Linked DNA regions of Homo sapiens: region 1 is linked to region 2. The links are chromatin contacts, found by POLR2A ChIA-PET in ENCODE. All regions are on one chromosome and are shown on one strand. The core of a region is the stretch at or near the end of the contact, and the rest is flanking DNA. Distances in the headings are between cores, read along the strand shown. Region 1 has its middle 17 kb from the start of GSX1. Region 2 has its middle 110 kb from the start of USP12-AS1.

Region 1 (5,895 bases), core at 1,239-3,738, 800 kb after region 2:
TGTACACGTGGAGCTCTCTGTGTTGCCTGATCTATCTGTGGCCGTGTAGTTTCTCTTCATAAACTTGGCTTAATACACCAAGCATAATATGACACATGGCTGAATAACCAAAATCTCATTTCGCTCAAGTATCTTTTAATTAAAATGTTAATTTGGGCATGCATAAGTTAACTCCACTTCAGCCCAGAAAGAAGGGTAAAAGGATTTTGAAATTTTCACCAACTTAAGGCATTTTGGGGATACGGTTTGTATGAAAGATGCTTCAGAAAATGAAGTTGTCATGCATTGTATGTGTAAATAAACCTTTCAGCTCACTGGCAGGATAGAAGCGCAGTAGGGCTGGAAAGGCATTCTGGGTATTAGCATGCAAATGAGCGTGTCAACAGTGGCTAGAGTGTACCTTGGGGTGGTAAACAAGCTGATTGTCATGGGAAATGTAGTTGGCTCTGCTCTGTTTGAAACTGTTTTGCAAATCCCTTGTTTGGTTAGATTTCTGAAAGTTGAGTTTGTGAACTCAATAATACAGCTTAATACCAAACTCCCAGTCACATGGTTTTTGGATGCCTGACAGGGTTGTGCACACTATAAAGGGCCATCCAAGCAGGCATGCCCAGTTAGGTCTGGAACGCATGGGGCCTGAAGCACAAACAGAAGGCTGAAGAAAGATGTCAGCCACAATTAGAACGCAGCAGAGGCCAGGGTTCCAATCCTGGATGTGCCCATGCCCTCTGGCTGCTTCCTGCCTTCCCGAATGCTCTCCCTCTGCCCGGATGCTCTGTTCCTCCACCCCCAGCCTGGCCACCTCCTCCTCAGCTTCCTCTGGGAAGCCCTCCCGACCTGTCCAGGTGGAGTTAAGGCCCTCCACCCCATCTGCTGTGGACAGCACTTCCTCCTTGACTCATGAGTACGTGGGCACGGTTTCCACGCTGGGCACTTTGCTGGGCACTCTGACCACAGTGAACGGCACTCTGTGTGCCCATCTGTCCCTTCTAGCTAAGTGGTTCTCCTCAAGGCAGGAGACAGAGTCTTCCTCATCTTCATGTCCCCAGGGCCTGGCACACAGTGGGCACTCATCAAGCACCGGCTGTGCCTAGGTTCATGTTCTCCTTCTCACCTGGAGCAAGATGAATTCAATAAGAGCACAGAATCTTTGCATTGTTTTTCTTAGTGCGTGCTCTCTCTTCCCTCTGCCTCCGGCTTACAGACCATGCCACTGCAACTCTCACACCCTCCAGCTCACCATAGGGATCTGGCTCCTCTCCCAGCTCCTTAAGGGTCACCTCTCCACAGCTCCACTGCACCCCCTTTACAGAGACACTTCCCCTTTGTCTTCAAACTAACCCTGATGCCTTTTGCAAACCCTTCCCTAAAAAACCCACTTCTCTGAAGAGCCCATTGTCTGAGAAGCCAGCCCCAAAGTTTCCTTTTACAGAAAAGGAGATCAGCTTTCCCACAGCCACATGTCAGTCCCCTTCCAAGAAGGGGCAGTTTGAGCTGAATGAACAGAATGCAAAGGCTTCTGCCTGACAGGTAACCTACCTGTCCCCCTGCCCCGAGGAAGCTGGGATAGGCACAGAGGTGGAAGATGGCTTCCACCTCTGCACCAGGAGGGAGATGTAACCTGAACTGATGAGGGAGCAGGGATGGGAGTAAGATCGGCGACATGCTCCCTGGCCCTGCATGTGGTACTTTTGGGGGTAGAAGTTTGGTTGTGGAGCTGCAAATGTTGTACATAGTCTCATTAAAAAATAATCAAGGTTTGTCGTGTCTGCCTTATATTCTCTATGTCTCCTGTTGTGAAGACAAATCATATGTCTCCATGTGGGGTCAAATCATGGCATGCATCCTGGCATAACCTATTGTTATGGGCTGAATTCTGTCCCCCGCCCAAATTCATATGTTGAAGCCCTGACCCCCAGTACCTAAGTATGTGACTGTATTTGAAGATAGGACCTTTTAAAGAGGTGACAAAGTTGAAATGAGGCCATTAGGGTGGGCCCTAATCCAAACTGACTGATATCACTATGAGAAAAGGAGGTTAGGACAGAAAGAGACACAGAGAGGAGAGGCCCTGTGGGGACACACCGGGAAGTTGGCCCTCTACAAGGCAAGGAGAGAGGCTGCAGAAGAAACCAAAGCTACCAGCCCCTCGATCTTGGACATCTAGCCTGCAGAACTGTGAGAAAACACATTTCTATTGTTTACTATCCAGCCTGTGGTACTTCTACTGTGGCAGCCCAAGCAAACGCATATGCCCATTACGTGTTCAGATCTGCTGTTCGTGCAGAAAGACAGCCTACGCACAGGGTCAGCTCCTCTGTCAGATACGGGAACTGTGATGGCTGCTTCAGCATTGAAGGACAGCACACAGTTGCCTCTCTGGGGCTGTGAGCAGGTCTGGCTTCTCTAGGCAGGCCCAGGCTCAGCCAAGCAGAGGTAATGTGAACAGTCCCAGATCCTTCAGGCAGCATCTCCAGCAGTGATTGAGTTCCCTCCGTGGCTCCACCTTTTGCTGGACAGACCACTGTGGTTTCAGCCTCTGCCCCTGGGCTCTGAAACTGACTCAGCGCAAGAGGACAAGCTTCAATTCCCTATGATTTCATCTCCAACCTGACCAATCAGCACTCCCCACTCACTAGCCTGTACCTACCAAATTATCCTTAAATATTCTGATCCCTGATTCTTGGGGAGACTGATTTGAGTAGTAATAAAACTCTAGTCTACCATTAAAACAAAAAAGCCACTGAGCCCCTGATCCTTTCTGGAACATCCCAGCTGACTCAGACCTCCCCTCCCTGCTGATGCAAGCATTGCTCATTCAATATTAATTCGTTGAGCACCAACTTGTCCATGTATCAGGTGATGGTGAGCAGAACTATGGATTTATGAGGCTGACACTCCTGAGAATATGAAGGAGAAAGACTGAGCAAATCACCACACGCTGGAGGAGAAGCCACAGTGAGATGAGGAGAGCAGAAGAAGGAAACCTAACAGGGCTTGTGGGGGACTTGAGATCTTCAGGTGTGGAGGAGTTGAGGAGGCACAGACAAGGTGGGGAAGGAAGTGATGGGAAGTCCAGCCCATGCAAAGGACCTGCAGTGAGAAAGCACAGGATGCTCTAGGCACTGAAAGAAGGCCCAGGAACCGGAGTGTGAGGAGCGGGGGCAGTTCCTGGAAACGCAGGGCTGGAGAGGGGGTGCTGAGCCTGGCTGATGAGAGTGAGCATAGTGGTTTTTGTTTTAAGGGCAATGGAACTCACTGCAGAGTTCTCAGCAGGGGGTTGGCACCATCAGGTTGTGTTTGAAGGACTCACTGGCTGCAGTGTGGAAGAGCCATGTGAGGGAACGAGAGTGGTCAGGGAGCCAGCTCCATGGCGGCGTCCTTCAGAGGCAGCACACAATCCCCCGCACTGGCCTCAGAGGTCCTGCAGGTACACACCTGGCTCAAGAACCAACTCCTGACTGCAGTGATCTGAGCGAAGGTCTCCTTCACCCTGCCAAGAAACTTCCCTCTCGTTTCCCTGCTGCAGAGCCAGGATCCTTCATACAAGGTCCACTCTTTCCATGAAAGCCCTGACCCCCATAAAATGCAAACATCTCTACATGACAACGCCTTAGCCTGAGCAGCCTTCATTGAAGAGTTACTGGAAAAACGCTGACTGGACAAGCGGCGACCAGCAGGAAGGCAGTTTCCTGAATCTCCCTGGTGAAAGTTCTTCTGAGGGAATCCAGATGGGCTTGGCTGCAGGAGGCTGAGTGCCTCAAGTTTCAGTCAAGAGAACTCAGGAGAGCTGGAAGCACACATGGTGGACGTGGAAGGAGGGAAGGGTTGAAGGAGAGCCTTGATCCTGCAAGTTCTTTAGTATTATGATCTCTGTTTTCCACATGAGCTTTAGTGCAGAGAGGTGGAAACAACTTACCTCGGGGCACACAGACCAGAGTAGCTGTCAGGACACAAATATTCTGAGCCTGGTACTGCATTCCACCTCAGCAACAGGCCTTGAGAGCCAGCTCTGGAGAAGCCAAGCAATGGCCCCTGGGTCTGTGGTGATGAGCTGCAAGGACTCACCCCAAATACCACCCCATCAGCAAGTGACTGGCACATAGCAGAAATGTGATGAGTATTTATTGAATGAATGAATGAGTCACCATATGGGCAAGTGCCTTGTAAACAGTTAAGGCCCTGGACCTTTGGAGATTTTTAATAGCTTCAGTCTCCTTAAGCAAAAACGTCCTCAAAAGTCCCTATTTTAAAAGGTAAATAAGGCCAGGCATGGTGGCTCCCACCTGTAATCCCAATGCCAATGCATTGGGAGGTTAAGGTGAGAGGATCATTGGAGTCCAGGAGTTTGAGACCAGCCTGGGCAACATAGTGAGACCCCATCTCTACAAAAAATGTTTTTTAAAAAAATTAGCTAGGCATGGTGGTGTGTGCTTGTAGTCCTAGCTTCTTAGGAGGCTGAGGTGGGAGGATTGCTTGAGCCCAAAGAGGTCGGGGCTACAGTGAGCTATGATTGTGCCACTGCACATTTTGCCTGGACAACAGAGAAAGACCCTGCCTCCTAAATAAATAAATAAATAAATAGGCAAACAATACTGCCAGGGGCAGTGCCTCAACCCTAAAACCTTCTTAATTCACATTCACTCACCCAACATGGTTTATTGAGCTCCTTCCATGCACTAGGCCAGTGGTTCTAGGCATACTACAGTGAACAGAATAGACAAGGTCACTGCTTTCATACCAGTGGGGGCAAAAGACCTCAAAAGCAAGTAACCACATAAATGAACAAGCTAATGATAGGCAGCCATGGCATGTGACAGGAAGAAAGGAAATGGGTATTTTATATACAGTACAGTAATCACTCCTTATCCTCAAGGGATGCGTTCCAAGATCCCAAGGATGTCTAAAACTGCAGATAGTACTGGACCCCATATATAGTATGCATTTTTCCTGTACATACATACCTATGACAAAGGTTTAGTTGACAAACTAGGCACAGCAAGAGATTAACAACAATAATGGATAATAAAATAGAACAATGATAATATGCTGTCATAAAGGTTAGGTGAATACGGTCTCTCTTTCTCTCTCTCAAAATGGTTTATTGTATGCTACTTACCCTTCTTATGACCTGCCGATCTGATCACCAAGAGGGCTACTATATGACTCTTAAATAAATACTATCCATTGGCTAATTAACAGACAGGAGAGAATAATCTGATTGGTGCTTTTTTTTTTTTTTTTTTTTTAGTCGGAGTCTTACTGTGTCACTCAGGCTGGAGTGCAATGGCACGATCTCAGGTCACTGCCACCTCCACCTCCTGGGTTCAAGCGATTCTCCTGCCTCAGCCTCCCAAGTAGCTGGGACTACAGGCATGCACCGCCACACCCAGCTAATTTTTGTGTTTTTAGCAGAGACAGGGTTTCGCCATGTTGGCCAGGCTGGTCTTGAATTCCTGACCTCAGGTGATCTGCCCACCTCGGCCTCTCAAAATGTTGGGATTACAGGCACAGGCCACTGTGCCCTGCCTGATTGGTGTTTTAAACAATTGCCCAGGCTGCTCTAAGGAGGACAGGGTACAGAGCAAGCAGACCAGGAGCAGGAAGCCACGTAGGGCATGACGAGGGTGGTCCAGGGCAGAGCTCATGGCGGCCTGCACTAGCCAGGTAGGGTGTGACAGTGGTGATCCAGAGCTCGTGGTGGCCTGCACTAGGGTGGTAGCTGTGGGTAGTGATCGGATATATTTTGAGGCCGAAGTCACTACTTGCTGATGGATTGGATGTCAGGACAGGAGCAGAGTCCTGGGAATCTAGTACGCGTTTGGCTTGAGGGCCAGGTTAATGGTCTTGTCATCTACTCAGGCGGAAAAGCCTGGTGGGGAGAGGTAGGGATGG
Region 2 (6,338 bases), core at 3,709-6,208:
TGTTAGAAATGCAGAATCTAATTAATAACATAATTGGCCAGTACAACTGATGATACGACTGATGTGAGCTGTGGACCACACTTTGGGAAGCAAGGATCAAACATCAAGAAGTCTGATCTCTGGCCTGGCGTGGTGGCTCACGCCTGTAATCCCAGCATTTTGGGAAGCCTAGGTGGGTGGATCACCTTAGATCAGGAGTTTGAGACCACCCTGGCCAACATGGTGAAACCCCGTCTCTACTAAAAATACAAAAATTAGCCATATGGTGGAGCGCACCTGTGATCCCAGCTACTCAGGAGGCTGAGGCAAGACAAATGCTTGAACCAGGGAAGAGGACATTGCAGTGAGCTGAGATCACACCACTGCACTCCAGCCTGGGTGACAGAGTGAGAATTTGTCTCCAAAATAAATAAATAAATAAATAAATAAAGTCTGTTCGAGACCAGCCTGGCCAACATGGTGAAACCCTGACTTGAACCCCTGACCTCAAGGGATCTGCCCACCTTGGCCTCCCAAAGTGCTAGGATTGCAGGCGTGAGCCACCACACCTGGTCTCAATAATATTATTTAAAATCTTCAGGTTAAACATGTTTAGCAAGAGTACTTCAGAGGTGATACACGGCCTCGCATCAGCAGGTACATAATATCAGGTTGCCCCTGTTTCAGTGATGCTGTGTTTTGATAACTTGGTAAAGTGGTGACTGCCAAAACTTTCCATTATAAAAATGCATTTTTCCTTTTGCAATTAGTGAGCAATTTACAGGGTGATACATTGGCATCATACAAATATCCTCTTCTTTTCACCACGTGGTTTATAGCTGGGTCAGTAAAGTATTTTTGTAAAGTTCCAGATACTAGATAATTTAGGCTTTGTGGCCCATTGTCATCTCTAGCTCAGTCGCTCAAAGCTGCCATTGTAGCACAAACACAGTCATGGACAATTCGTAAATGAGTGAGCATGGCTGTGTTCCAGTAAAACCTATTTATGACACTGAAATCTGAATTTTATATAAATATCACATGTCATGAAATATTGTGCTCCTTTTGATTTTTTCAAGTATTTGAAAATATTTTTAAAAATTTAGCTTATGGAATATACAAAAACAGGCAATGGGCTAGATTTGACTAGTGGGCTATAGCTTGTAACCTCCTGGTTTATAGAATCATTTATGATACTTGCCTGAATCAATGTTTTATTGAGGTTTGCAAAATGGTAATTTTCTAATTCTACCAATCTCTCCATATATATTAGCTGACATTCTTCTGTAAAGAGTTGTTCTCATCAATTAGGAAAAAGCTGCACTTTCTCCTTAAAAGGCAAGGTAAATGTCTGATTTTTTCTCTTTAATTGCAAAATTTCAGAGACAAATTAGCATAACTCATATCTCATTATGGTAGATGATATTTTCTGTCTTTCTCTCTCAATAAAACTATGGATCCATGGATTTTTATTTAATTATTTGTAGTCAATTATAGTCACTTTAATGCTTGAATTGTCCCAAGTATGGCCAGTAGGAGACCCGTCAAGTTGGCTCTGTGTCTTTTATTTTATTTTATTTTATTTTGAGACAGTCACCCAGGCTGGAGTGCAGTGGCGCAATCTCAGCTCACTGCAACTTCCACCTCCCAAGTTCAAGCGATCCTCCACCTCAGCCTCCCGAGTAGCTGGAATTACAGGCATGTGCCACCAGGCCTGACTAATTTTTGTATTTTTGGTAGAGATGGGGTTTCACCATGTAGGCCAGGCTGGTCTCAAACTCCTGGCCCGTCTCAGCCTCCCAAAGTGCTGGGATTATAGGCATAAGCCACTACACTGGCTGGCTCTGTCTTTTTCATGCAGCCCATTGATCTCTGATAGCTTCCTTGCTTTTTGGCCCATGAAACCAGAATCATTTTATACTTTCTCTGGCTAGATCTGGAGACAGTCATTTCTCCAAAAGCCCTGGTTCCTAGGTGAGGAACAATATTACACTTACTATACAAAATCGCTGACATTCAGCCATCTTTGACATACAAAAATAGTAATCTTTGTAGTAATGTTTCAACCTAAAACAAGAAACCAAGGCCCAGATTCTAAGCATGCTCCTTACCACAGTCATGTCACTATGTCTAGCTCTTTCAGTGGATGGAGCTAGGAAATACAAGTTTTCTATTTTTATTTATTTTTGAGATAGAGTCTCACTCTGTTGCCCAGGCTGAAGTGCAGTGGTGTGATCTCGGCTCACTTCAACCTCCACCTCCTGGGTTGAGTGATTCTCATGCCTCAGTCTCCCAAGTAGCTGGGACTATAGGCCACTACACCTGGCTAATTTTTTAATTTTTTGTAGAGCCAGGATCTCACTGTGTTGTCCAGGCTGGTCTTGAACTCCTGAACTCAAGTGATCCACCAGCCTTGGTCTCCCAAAGTGCTGGGATTATAGGTATGAGCCACTGCGACCAGCTGGAAATACGTTTGTTTTTTTTTTTAAATCATGCTTGACATCAGTATTATCAACTCAACATGAGAGGTTTGTTTTCTTCTTTAATGTTATATTTATATCTCGCTTTTCTTACCTTGAAAACCCTGGTTCATATTATATCAACAAATTTACCTATTTATTTTATCTTACAATATACGTTCATCTCAAAATTACTATAATATTACTACAATTAATAAAACTGAACAGGCCAGGCGCGGTGGCTCACACCTGTAATGGTAATCCTAGCACTTTGGGAGGCTGAGGCGGGTGGATCATGAGGTCAGGAGATCGAGACCATCCCGGCTAACATGGTGAAACACCATCTCTACTAAAAATACAAAAAATTATCCAGGCGTGGTGGCAGACGCCTGTAGTCCCAGCTACTCGGGAGGCTGAGGCAGGAGAATGGCATGAACACGGGAGGCAGAGCTTGCAGTAAGCCGAGATCACGCCACTGCACCCCAGCCTGGGCGACAGAGCAAGACTCCATCTCAAAAAAAAAAAAAAAAAAAAACTGAACAAGATTAAAAATTTCTTTGCTGTTATTTTTGATCTTAGGATATATCCCACAGTCGCGGTTTTTGTTTTGTTTTGTTTTGCTCAAAGTCACTTGAAATAAATCTTTTTATCTGTGCAGTTATGTTTGTAGCTGGATTTGGAGGTGGGAGAGGAATTCTACATACTCACTCTGAAATTTATATGAAAGAATAAGGGTGTGCAAGTAGCAAGTTACATTTGAAAACGAAGAGAGAGACAGAGAGCATATTAATATATCAGATTTTCCAGTTACCGTTACTGTGTAAAGAATTACCCAAAGGCTTTCCTGTGTGAAATACAAGGTGGAAAAGTTCAGTTTTATTCATCAATGGCTTATGATAAAGACATGTCTGATAGGCAGACAAGTCAGCTTGTTTGTTTCAAAGGGTAGATAGGAGATAATTATTTTATCATATGAAATGTTGGAGGGGAAGTGATAGGAAAGTTTGCCTTATCACACAATCCTCCTAACAATTTGATGAGGTAGGTACATTTATCTCTAGTTTACAGAAGGAGAAACTGGGAGAGATTAAGGACCTTGATCACAATTCAGACTCTTGGCCTGGCTGATTCCAGTGCCAAATAATGTATATTTTACCCCAAACAAGGCAATCTACATACCTGCATTGACCGTTCAACGCATTGACCTTTCAACCGGCCCCACTCTGCTGTCAGGTGCACTGGGCTGTGAGCTGAACTAGGCATGCTCAGGGGCTAGGCTGTTACCCCTCAGGGCTTCTGTGTCTCTCTAGTCATGCTGTGTACTGGGGTCCACCAGCTTGACAAGCAGCAAGCAGAAATGAATGCACCACGCAGCAAACCCACATTGGTCTCTCTGTAGTTAAAGGACCCAGGAACCCAGAGAACAACCACCTGCACTTGTGCCTGGGAGGAAGGTGGCTGATGAGTGACAAGGTACAGCTGAGCCAGTTTCCCCGGTGGAGAGGAGGACAGGAGTAATCACTGCCCCATCTGGGGGAAATGCAGCATTTCCAGCCATGAGGTACCAGCCTCACTCAGACTTTAAGGCTGAAGGAGAGTGAAGTGAATGGAGGTGGAAACACACTAGAGGAAATTTTGCTTTCTGTCTTCTCTTAGCTGAGAAGGTACTAGCTGCTGGCTTTCCTACTGCAATTGATGTATGACTATACAATGCTTTGACTGAATTTTTTTAATGCACACACCAAACATGTGTTCACTCAATACACATGTATTGTGAGTCTACTCCCTGTTAGTCAAAAGAGAAAAAAACATTACCCGAAACAGTGGTGATGAACTCCCATGTTCATTGCAACCATATTCACAATAGCCAAGATATGGAATCGGCCTATGTTCATGAATGAGTAGGTAAAGGAATTTTTATATACATATAATAGAATACTACTCAGCCATGAAAAAGAATGGAATCCTATCATTTGTGACAAAAAAGATGAACCCAAAGGACACTATGCTAAGTGAAATAAGCCAGACATGGAAAGACAAATACTGCATAATCTCACTTATATGTGGAAACCTTTTTTTTAAAAAAAAATCAAATATATAGAAGCAGAGAGTAGAATGGCGGTTACCAGGAATGGGGGAATCGGCAAGAAGCAGGTCAAAGAATCCTAAGTTATAGCTATGTAGGATGAGTCAGTCTAGAGGTCTAAAGCACAGCGTGAGGACTATGGTTAATTTGCATTGTAGACTGAAAATTTGCAGAGAGAAGATTTTAGGTACTCTTACTACCAACAAAAAAAGGTAACTATGTGATAGATATGTTAATTGCTTGACTGTAATCACTTCAATGTGCATTTTAAACATCATATCGTACAACTTAAATTTATACAATAAAAAGATAGAGGGCAAAAATGGTAAATAAATAGGTGAAAGGCTCCTCAAAATCTTGAAACAGGCTCAAACTCCCCTGTTCCCATCCCTTCCCCACACCTCATGAGTCACTCAGGGCCATGTGGCAAGATTACTAAGCCTAATTAAGTAATGCAGCTGACAAACCATTTCCAAATACAAATGTGACGTACGTGTTCCTAAAAATTCCACACACCACAAAATCACTCGGTAAGCAGCATGGGGCTTCTGGGAGTAAATGGGGTTGGGGGAAAAACTCTAACCATCACCAGCAACATATTAAAAATGAATGAAGACAGTAGCACAGTTTTGCACATGTTACATGGTTAAGAAATACAAAAATACTACAATGCATATGGCACTGTACCTTGAAAAAGGCTGCAGTTTGCTTGTAGAGGTGGGCTGGGAAGCACTGGGGATGGTGTCCCATTGTAAACGGTGGGAGGAGCATGATCTGAACTCATACAGAAAGTTGTAATACCTGCATGGATGGATGGGGCTTATTGCTGTTGGTTTGCGTTGGTGCCGAACATCACAGGGGATCAATCTTTTACACCCTTAAATCCTAGAGCATGCTTTCCTGCCTTTGAGATGTAGGTCCTTTGAGACATGTGTTTATTAAAAAGTTTAAAACGGCCGGGTGTGGTGGCTCACACCTGTAATCTCAGCACTTTGGGAGGCCGAGGCGGGCAGATCACTTGAGGTCAGGAGTTCAAGACCAGCTGGGCCAACATGGTGAAACCCCATCTCTACTAAAAATACAAAAATTAGCCAGGTGTTGTGGCAGGCGCCTGTAATCCCAGCTGCTCAGGAGGCTGAGGCAGGAGAATCGCTTGAACCAGGGAGGCGGAGGTTGCAGTGAGCTGAGATTGTGCCACTGCACTCCAGCCTGGACAAGAGTGAAACTCTGTCTCAAAGAAAAAAAAAAAAAACAAAAGGAAAAGGAAAAGTTGAAAATGTGATCAAATATATAGACATCTTAATTAACTTCTGCATCACTTCTAGAAATTCATTTGGACTTTCTCATCTACACTTATGGCTTTGGAAATTGCAGCAATGCTTAGAACCACTAAACCAGTCATTCCCAGTACTGAGAGGAGTCGGTTCTGTAGGATTTGGCAGCTTCCATTTAAGGTCTTCACATAGAGATAATGCTTTCTTCATTAAACTCATTGTTTGGCATTTTGAACTAGGAGGATTAGATGTGTTTGGGATATTGAATGACTGGGTTTTTAATATAGAAAAGCTCATATTTGCAAAAGCATAGCAAAACATAGCCTTCCGGGATAATGCACGAGGTGAACCGAGGTAGCTGGTAAATGTTTGAGGTGTGCATTGTGCGCGTGTCTTAGCACATCAGAGCCTAATGCCAGGGAGTTGACAGGAGCTTGAAAAATGCTCCTTAATATAAAAAGAACACGATAAAAATATTGAAGACTGCATTACTGGTATCTGGATTCCATTCTTTTCCATGAAACTAAAGATTCTTCTAAA

What was found. ChIA-PET counts read pairs that join two places held with the same protein, here RNA polymerase II (POLR2A).
Region 1: POLR2A ChIA-PET joins it to region 2 with 17 read pairs in activated T-cell. The contact joins two enhancer-like sites. POLR2A ChIA-PET finds 5 or more read pairs at or near these places in 3 of 52 experiments (HCT116, activated CD4-positive, alpha-beta T cell and activated T-cell).

What each region holds. Positions count from the first base shown.
Region 1 is chr13:27,806,548-27,812,442 of GRCh38, forward strand. No RefSeq gene overlaps it. Among named protein-coding and RNA genes, the nearest start is that of GSX1, 17 kb to the left of the region's middle. Within about 2 kb of position 2,489, at least 2 of the 41 ENCODE cell types and tissues checked have a DNase peak (open chromatin) inside an H3K27ac peak, as active enhancers do.
Region 2 is chr13:27,008,038-27,014,375 of GRCh38, forward strand. No RefSeq gene overlaps it. Among named protein-coding and RNA genes, the nearest start is that of USP12-AS1, 110 kb to the right of the region's middle. Within about 2 kb of position 4,959, at least 2 of the 41 ENCODE cell types and tissues checked have a DNase peak (open chromatin) inside an H3K27ac peak, as active enhancers do.